Linked DNA regions of Homo sapiens: region 2 is linked to region 1. The links are chromatin contacts, found by Hi-C or POLR2A ChIA-PET in ENCODE. All regions are on one chromosome and are shown on one strand. The core of a region is the stretch at or near the end of the contact, and the rest is flanking DNA. Distances in the headings are between cores, read along the strand shown. Region 1 holds the start of C17orf99 (chromosome 17 open reading frame 99). Region 2 holds the start of TIMP2 (TIMP metallopeptidase inhibitor 2).

Region 1 (4,229 bases), core at 1,331-3,830:
TAAAGGTCTCACCAGGTGGGAGAGCCCACCTAGGTGGGGTGTCCCAGCCACCCCCAGCCTTGGGGACTCCTGGGCCCTCCCCTGCCCAGCCCTGAGAGACTGCCCTGTCTTTCTGTGCCCCTGCAACCCCGCTATCCTGGCCAGGGCAGCCCAGAGCAGAGTCCCACCCGCAGGACCTTTCTGGGGACACAGTATGGGGGAGGAAACGCGGAGACGCTGGGAAGAGCATTTGTTACAGAGGACAGTGGCCTCTGCGAGCAAAAATCACAGAACATCAGCCTGAAGCGGGTGGCTAGAGAGCTTTTGGGGGCCCCCAAACTCCACACAGGGTGACCTGGGGGTGACCTTGGAGGCGTGGCTGCTGTGTCCTGGCTTACTCTGCAGTCTGGACAGAGGGGCAGCGCAGCCCAGAGAACTGGTCAGCCAGACCGGTGCACAAGTGATTCCTGGGGGCGGAGGGGTGCAGGAGAGATGTTTGGGTCCCCCAAGGCCTGGGGAAAATGGCCCATGAGTCTGCCTTCGCTCTCTGACCCCAGCTTCCCCACAGACTGGGAAGAGGAAGAGCTCCTCATGAGCTGCCTTAACTCAAGGTTCCCCTGAACACCACCACGTGGAGAAAAAGAGTGAGTTTCCCTGGCCTCCAGGCAAGAGGCTGCCAGCAGCCCAGGGCCTGGGCAGCCAGCCAGCTCCCCAGTGACCTCTGGCTCCCTTCAGTCTTCAGTTCCCTTCCCCACCCGCCTTCAGCAGAAGTGAGAACAGACTTTGGGAAGGGAAGGGAGTTTTACTAAGAAACTAAGAGAAAATGCTCTTGCTCCCCAGCTGGGAGAAACCGAAAACAGAGAGGCCGGTGGGTGCACAGGAGGCAGCCTCCATCCCCGGGACCATGGGTAGCAAGGTGCAGAAACGGACTCATGCCAGCTGGGAGAGGGGGCCACCGAGGGGTCAACAGAGCCAGTCTGCAGTGACCTCCAGGACACCTGCACCTGCCTCCCCACCATCCTTCTGGCCACTCCCTGGTCAGCAGGGCCACTCCCTCAGACCAGCTTCCCAACACACCCAGGCCTCCGGTGCAGCAAGTGCCTGGGAAAGGCTGAGAGGAGAGCTGGGCCGGGGCTGTGAGTGGCCTCCCTTGGTCAGGTGTTCACTCCTGGACGGTGCCCAGGGGCAGAGAGTGTGATTGACCGGTCAGGAGCCACAGGTGGCAGCAGCTCCCACAGGAGGCAATGGTCACCTGGTGGCAGGGGACATATTCCTGAAGGAGGCAGCCAGAAAAGGCATTCCCCACACAAAGTGTGGGAAACTGAGCCGGGCCAGAAAGTGACAGGCTGGTCCAGCAGCCCCAGGCTGAGCTTGGGCACAAAGCCGGGTGCAGTGGCCCACAGCGGAGCTGGCAGGGCCCCAGCCTCAATCCCTTGCGCCCTTACATCTCTCTGTGTTCCGGGGAATGCCTGGCCCCAGCCCTGGCCTCGGGGCTCTGGGAGGCCCTGCTCACCCCCACCCTCCCTGCATGTGCAGGAGGCTCTGTGGCTGAACTCTGCACACACACTGCCTGCGATGCAGCTGGGTCTGCTGCTGGCCAAGGCCAGCACTGGGGCCAGTTCCCTGGGGAATGACCATCCATGTGACCTCCCACCACCCTCAGTGGGGCCTGAGGGACTTCTGAAGGGCGGTGCTTGGGCACACCACGCTCCGGGACCCAGGACTCCAGGACCCATCACACTCCAGGACCAGGGGCCTCGTCGGTCTGGGGTTTCATTCTGGGGCTGGGTGCAGCCTTGGCCTCCCGGCTGTGAACCATCATGGGTGGGGCTGCCTTTTCTCAGCCCAGCAGGTCCCCAGCTGCTTGGAAAGGCCCCAGTGATTACATGAGGGTCACCTGGGTCATGTAGGACGGGCTCCTCCTCTCAAAATGAGAAGACTCACAGCCTTCATTCCCCTTGCCGCGTAGCATGGTGCTCACGGGCTCCAGAAGTTACAGCGTGGACATCTTTTTTTTTTTTTTTTTTTTTGAGATGGAATCTCACTCTGTTGCCCAGGCTGGAGTGCAGTAGCGTGATCTTGGCTCACTGCAACCTCCGCCTCCTGGGTTCAAGCAATTCTCCTGCCTCAGTCTCCCGAGTAGCTGGGATTACAGGCGCACGCCACCACGCCCGGCTGATTTTTAGTAGAGATGGAGTTTCGCCATGTTGGCCAGGCTGGTCTCGAACTCCTGACCTCAGGTGATCCGCCCATCCAGGCCTCCCAAAGTGCTGGGATTACAGGTGTGAGCCACTGTGCCCCGCGGAGCATGGACACCTTCTGCCCACCACGTGAGCCCGGGATCCTGCGGCTCAGAGGTGACTGCTGAGTCTAAGCCCTGGTCTGGCTTCAAGGTCCAAACTCCTTCCACTTCTCTGGGGATTGAGGGGGAGTTTGCTGTACCGGGCCTGCCGGGGCTCTCTGGGCCCCGCCCTGGTAGCTGAGGCCCTGGGGTGCTGCGGCCTCCAGGTTATCTCCCCACTGCAGGCACCCACCCAGGGAGCATCCCAGGGGCCTCAGGGTGGGGGAGGCCAGGAACTAGGAGGTTCTCACTGCCCGAGCAGAGGCCCTACACCCACCGAGGCATGGGGCTCCCTGGGCTGTTCTGCTTGGCCGTGCTGGGTGAGTCCACCAGGGACGTGATGGTGGGGCTGCTGCTGGGGCCTTGAGGTCTTGGGCTCAGGTGGGGGTACTGGGAGCACAGGAGAGATGAGGCCTGAAGGAAGGGCACCTCTGGAAACATGGACAGAGAGGGAAAGATCTGGGCTTGAGTCTCGGACCAGCCCCTAAACTTGCTGTATATGTGGTCCAGGGATTTCTGCACCATTCTGGGCTCACTACTTACCCATCTGCGAAATGGGCGGATGAGAGGCGATGTTGTGGGGGGAGGGGCGCAAAAGAGCTTTTGTGAGTGATGGTGCCAGCTGAGTCCTGGGGCCTCACTACCAAGAATCAGCCTGCTCCTCCCTCCTGGCTTCAGCAGGTGGGTCTCGAGGCTGTCTCTGGTCTCCCCTCCACACCAGGCCCTCTCCTTATCGCCCTTACCTCTCTTACAGCTGCCAGCAGCTTCTCCAAGGCACGGGAGGAAGGTAAGTGGCATAGCCTGCTGCAGGGAGAAGTCCCCCAGCTGGGACCCTGGTGTCAGAACCCCCATGGTGGAGGGCGCCTCGGCTGGGAAGGGAGTTACTAGTGGGGAGGTGTGTGCTGGAGGATGGCTGGACAGTTCTGGAACACTCTCTTCACCCTGCAGGGCCCTAGGAGTGATGGAGATGGGCAGGCCAAGCAGGCCAGTGTGGGGACCTCCGGGGCACACAGGCAGGGAAGTTGCTCAGCTTCCAGCCTTTGGCTGGGCTGTTTGGAGGGAAGATTCCCTGGGCAGGTGCATCCTCATCACTCTGCCCCAGGTCCCTGATCGGGAGCAGAAGCCCCCCCTGAGACCCTCACAGCTCTGCCCGGTGGGCGAGGCCCCGTGGAGGGCTGGGGAATTCTGGTGGGGCCTGGGAGGTTGGGATTCTCTGACCAGGAGGAGGGCCGTGAGAGGATGGTGAAGTTAAGGCTCCCCCAGGGGCCTGACATACACGAGGCTGCCTTCCTTATAGAGGCAGGTGGGGAGTGGAGAGTGTCTGGGACCCAGCTGGGTACAGGACCAGGGAGGAGGGGACGCTGGGGAAGGTCCCTGACAGCCCCTAGCCTGGCCTGCTTCCTCATCTTTGCCTGCTCCATCTTTCTGCCTGCACTTTCTTGCCCCATCCTTCCCTCCCCTCCCCTCATGTCCATTAAGGTGAGGATGGACAGTCACCTCCCTATATTGTCCCAACTAACCCTTGCCCCTTGTTGCTAGGCCATCAGGTTACAGAGCAGGGCCTTCCCCCTCTATTTTGCTAAAGGGCAGGTACAGGGTAATGATGACGCCATTCTCACTTGAATGAGGCCCAGGTTGAACCATTATTTCCTCATTTGCTTTAAAAACGGATACATTGTTGGTGTGGCTGCTAAAAAGAGAGCAGGCAGCTGGGGCTCCGGGAAGTACCTGTGCAGGGCAGTTCCGCCTCCCCCTCTTGGCTGGCTCCCGACTTCTCTGATTCTTGCCAACCAAGTCCTGCTAACTAAACTCCTAAGAGACTGACTGATAAATCATTTATTCATTCAACAAATACTTGAGCACCTGTTTGGTTGCAGGCACAATTCCAGGCCCTGAGAATGTGGCAAGG
Region 2 (4,249 bases), core at 1,036-3,535, 780 kb after region 1:
GCATCTGACTGGGCCTCTGAGCCGGGATGGGGTGAAAAGTTTTAGCTACAGGATGATTTTGATGCAAAGATTTAGACACAAATGCCAGGCAACCCAGAAGAGGAGAGTGCTGCGCTGAGCATGAAGGAGGCGGGAGGCACGCACTGCAGCCCTCCACCCTCTGCCATCCTGGATCCACACCCCACGCAGAAACAGCTCCCAGCTCAGTGGCCGCCTTAACTTATGCCAAGCAAGGACAGAGTGGCTGCCTGGACATTCTCCCACACAGCTGAGGAGTGTGTGTGTGGGGCGGGGTGGGGGGGGGGGCGGGAGGGGGAGGGGTCCCAAGGCCCAACTCCTACAAATCCAACTCCCAGGTCCTTTTATCCACAGCCTCCTTCTGGGCCTTGGCTACATCCTGCCCCAGCACGTGCTGGTGAGCCAAGGAGCCTGGACAGGCCTGCACTCCTCGTGGACCCCCAGAGAAAGGCCCATTATGGCTCCCTCATCAAAGGAACCTCTCCTTCACCCACAAATCTTGCTGAGCACCAAGGCTAAACTGGAGAAAAGACCTCATTTCCCCCAAACTGGGTTTTGTGGAAACTGACACAGGCACACACCAAGCCTTCCGCCCAGGTGGCCTGAGCCACCTGAGACCTGTGATCTCAATAGATTGGTGCAACTGAAAACTTCCCCAGCTGGGCACGCAGCTCCTAGGGCTAACCGGGGTGGGGCAAGAAGCCGTGGGCGGGGTATGGGAAGGGCGTGGCTGACAGCAGGAGAAACAGAAAGTCCCACCTCCACTCTGGGCAGGTGAGGGGGCCCCCGCCTTGCTCCATCTGCCCTGGACAGGTCACTCGACTGAGACTCAGACATAAGAAGGAAGGAGGGCAGGGGGCTCCGAGACCACCTGCCGTGTAGCCAGACTTGCCCCAGGAAAACCATGCTGACCAGCACCAGGGCTGCAGAGGCTTGAGGTGCAGGACCAGGGTGGAAACTTCGAGCCAGCGGGTTCCTCCCATTTCTGCTGGTCCTCCCCCTCCATGGATCAGAACAAATAACTGGGCCCCTCCTGCCTCCCTCCATGGCGCCTGTCTTTTGGGGGCTAGGAGTCCGGAGGTCATGGGTATTTGCTGGGGAATCTGAGCAGCAGCACAGTCCCACGTGCCGGGTCCGGTCACCAAAGTCTCCAGCTTTTGTGGACGTCCCGAAAAAGCGGAACATTCGGGGGTCCCGGTCCCTGCCCAGCCAGTTTGCAGGGCCTCCTGGGCAGGGCGCAAGCAAGGAGCCACGCCAGGAGACGCCACCGGCTTTTTCACCTGCCCCTCTGGGCCTGTGGAACCTGCCTCGGGTAGGGCGGGCTTCCATCCCACCCTGGCTTGATCGGGGAGCCCCCAAATGGGGCTGGTGGGAGAAGCCCCAGCAGAGAAGCCCTTCCCCACCCAGCCCCAAGCCCAGAGAAGCCCAACTCCCACCTTATCTGCGAAAGTTTCTTCCTGGGGTCCCCAGTCCTCCAGCCCCCCGCCCCCACGCCGTGTCCCCCACGCTCCCCGCCCCCAGCGCTGGCATCCCAGGGCGCGCCGCCTGCCAAAAGCCAAACTGGCTCCCTTTCCTGGGGCTGGAGCTGCGGCGGAATTTCGGTGGAATTTTGAGGTTGAGACGCATCTCGGCAAAGAGAGGGAAAGAAAGGGAGAGGAGGGAGGGGGGAAAGAAAGTCGGCTCTGGGCGTCCACTTGCAGGATTCGAGAAGGCGCCGAGGGACCAGGAGGCGGGCGCTGGGGTCCCTCGGCCAGCGGCGGGCGGGCGGGGCGTCTGCGAACCCTCGGGGTCGCGGGGGAGGTGGGGCCCCGCGCGGGGGCTGGGGTCGCCGCTCCTTACCTACATCTGCATTGCAAAACGCCTGTTGCGGGTGCACCGGGGAGCAGCTGCAGGCGTCGGCCGGGCGAAGCAGCGTCGCCAGCAGCAGGAGGCCGAGCGCCAGCCGCAGGGTGCGGGCCGCGGCGCCCATGGCGGGCCGGGGGGCTGGGCGGGCGGGGGCCGCCGCTGGGGGGTCCGGGCGCTGCTCGCGGCGGCGGGCTGGGGGCGCGGGCGGGGGCTGAGCCGGGGCCGAGGCGGGCCCCTCCCGCGCGGCTCACCCTCCTCACCTGCCCCGCTCGGCCGCGCAAACTTTCTCTCCTCTTTGTCTCGGGGGCGCGAGGGGAGGGGCGCGGGGCGCAATTCGCCGGGCGGGGCGGCGGGGTGGGGGGCGGCGGGCGAGCGGCGCTGCGGTTCTCGGCGGCCGCGCTGCCTTCTACGGATGTGTTTGCTGCGGGCTTGGGCCGGGCCGCAGTTTTATTGCGCTCGGAGGATTTTCTGCTCCTCCTCCCGGTGGCTGGCGGCCAATGCAGGCTCTGGGCGCTCCCAGCAGCCCCCTCCTCCCCCTCCGCCCGCGCCTCCCCCCAGCCCGCGCTTTTGTTGTGCCCGGCCTGGCACGTCGGGGGCTTCCCGCACCACCTGGCGCCCGCGACCCGCACCCGCGCGGGGGTCCCCGGACGCCCCCAGCCCCCCGACCCCGGTCCCCGCTGCGTGGCCTTCTGCGCCCGGGGTCCCTGACTCAGCGCGGGGGACTCGCGCCCCGTTCTTCCAGGACACCAGGCGACCCACCCGCTACCCTTTCCCCTTCAGCTCGACTCTGGAGGGCTACGCTGCTCCGTCCCCCGCCACCCCGGGGTCCCTTCGAGCCCAGCCTCGGGGCGAGCCAAGGGGTGTCCTTTGGAGCAGGGGCCGTTCCCTGTCGCCACCTCCCCGTTTCTGTGGGCGGGTGGCCTATTGAGAAACTGACAGGATCCCTTTTTCAAATGGAGGCCTTAGAATTTTAAGTGCGCCTGGCCAGTTTAGTTGGGGGGTGGGGGGTGTGGTTACTGTGAACAAAACAGGATTTTATATAAACTGGCCATATTTTTGACCAGCCAACAAGAGACGGGGGTGGGCCCAGGCGCCCAGGAGCCAGTAGGATCGCAGCAGAGGCATTGGCTGGGTTCCGCTCACAGTTTCCTCTCTTAGTCCACAAATGTGGGAGCCGAAGGACTTTTCCCAAAACAGTTTTGTGTTCCAGGAAAGACCCAGGCATATGAAGGGATGAACATGTGTAGGGTGGTGAGGCGGGCTTCCTGGCTGTGAACCTGCCTGTGCCCGGCTGTGGGCACCCACCCTGTACATTTGGTGTGTGCCCCGTGGGGCTCCATGGACACTGCTGCACTCAGGTCAGCACTCCAGCCCTCAGGTCAGCATTCCAGAGTGTTTGCAGTCCAGCTAGGGAGAGGGAAGCCCAGGAAAATGACACAGGAAGAATCAGGGCGGGCACGGTGGCTTGCGCCTGTAATCCCAGCACTTTGGGAGGCCGAGACAGGAGGATCACTTGAGGCCAGGAGTTTGAGACCAGCCTGGCTAGCATTTAGTAGAGACAGTGAAACCCCGTCTCTACTAAAAATACAAAAAATTAGCCGGGCTTGGTGGTGGGCGCCTGTAGTCCCAGCTACTCGGGAGGCTGAGGCAGGAGAATGGCATGAACCCAGGAGGCGGAGCTTGCAGTGAGCCGAGATCATGCCACTGCACTCCAGCCTGGGGGACAGAGCGAGACTCCATCTCAAAAGAAAAAAAAAAAAAAAAAAAGCCCGGGTGCAGTGGCTCATGCCTGTAATCCCAGCACTTTGGGAGGCTGAGGTGGGCGAATCACGAGGTCAGGAGTTCGAGACCAGCCTGGCGGCTAACACGGTGAAACCCCGTCTCTATTAAAAACACAAGAAATTAGCCGGGCGTGGTGGCGCGCGCCTGTAGTCCCAGCTACTCAGGAGGCTGAGGCAGGAGAATCGCTTGAACCCGAGAGGCGGAGGTTGCAGTGAGCCGAGATTGCGCCACTGCACTCCAGCCTGGGCGACAGAGAAAGACTCTTGTTTTTTTTTGTTTTTTTTTTTTTTTTTTTTAAAAAGAATTGCCCACTAAATTGTGCGGTGCTGACTTGAGGTATGAAACTTTGGAAAATAGTGAAAGAATGGAAAAACAGCTTCTTTCTGTTTGTGTATGTTTTGTAACAGACAGTTCTGAGAAAAGTTAAATAAGCAATGCCGTTATTTTTAGCACCCTGACAAATCCAAAGTCACTTTTTTGGTTTTTGTTAGCGTGAAATAGAGTTGGGTCGTTCACAAAATGATGTTTGAAGCTAACGTTTAAAAGTACAGTTAATTCAGAAAATTGTTATGTGCTGGCTGCCTTCAGCCATTTCATCGTTTTC

What was found. Hi-C counts contacts between places; a loop is a spot of excess contacts on that map. ChIA-PET counts read pairs that join two places held with the same protein, here RNA polymerase II (POLR2A).
Region 2: a loop to region 1 is called in a map of HepG2, with 11 times the contacts of the local background. The contact joins the promoter of TIMP2 here to the promoter of C17orf99 in region 1. A Hi-C loop is called at or near these places in 1 of 168 maps with a recorded cell type or tissue (HepG2). POLR2A ChIA-PET finds 5 or more read pairs at or near these places in 2 of 52 experiments (activated T-cell and naive thymus-derived CD8-positive, alpha-beta T cell).

The regions. Positions count from the first base shown.
Region 1 is chr17:78,143,805-78,148,033 of GRCh38, forward strand. It overlaps C17orf99 (chromosome 17 open reading frame 99), which reads left to right and starts at 2,581. Exons shown (of 5, transcript NM_001163075.2): 1 at 2,581-2,640; 2 at 3,075-3,107. The coding sequence starts at 2,604. RefSeq lists a silencer at 87-156 and an enhancer at 3,604-3,823.
Region 2 is chr17:78,923,102-78,927,350 of GRCh38, forward strand. It overlaps TIMP2 (TIMP metallopeptidase inhibitor 2), which reads right to left and starts at 2,286. Exons shown (of 5, transcript NM_003255.5): 1 at 1,858-2,286. The coding sequence starts at 1,987. RefSeq lists an enhancer at 446-515.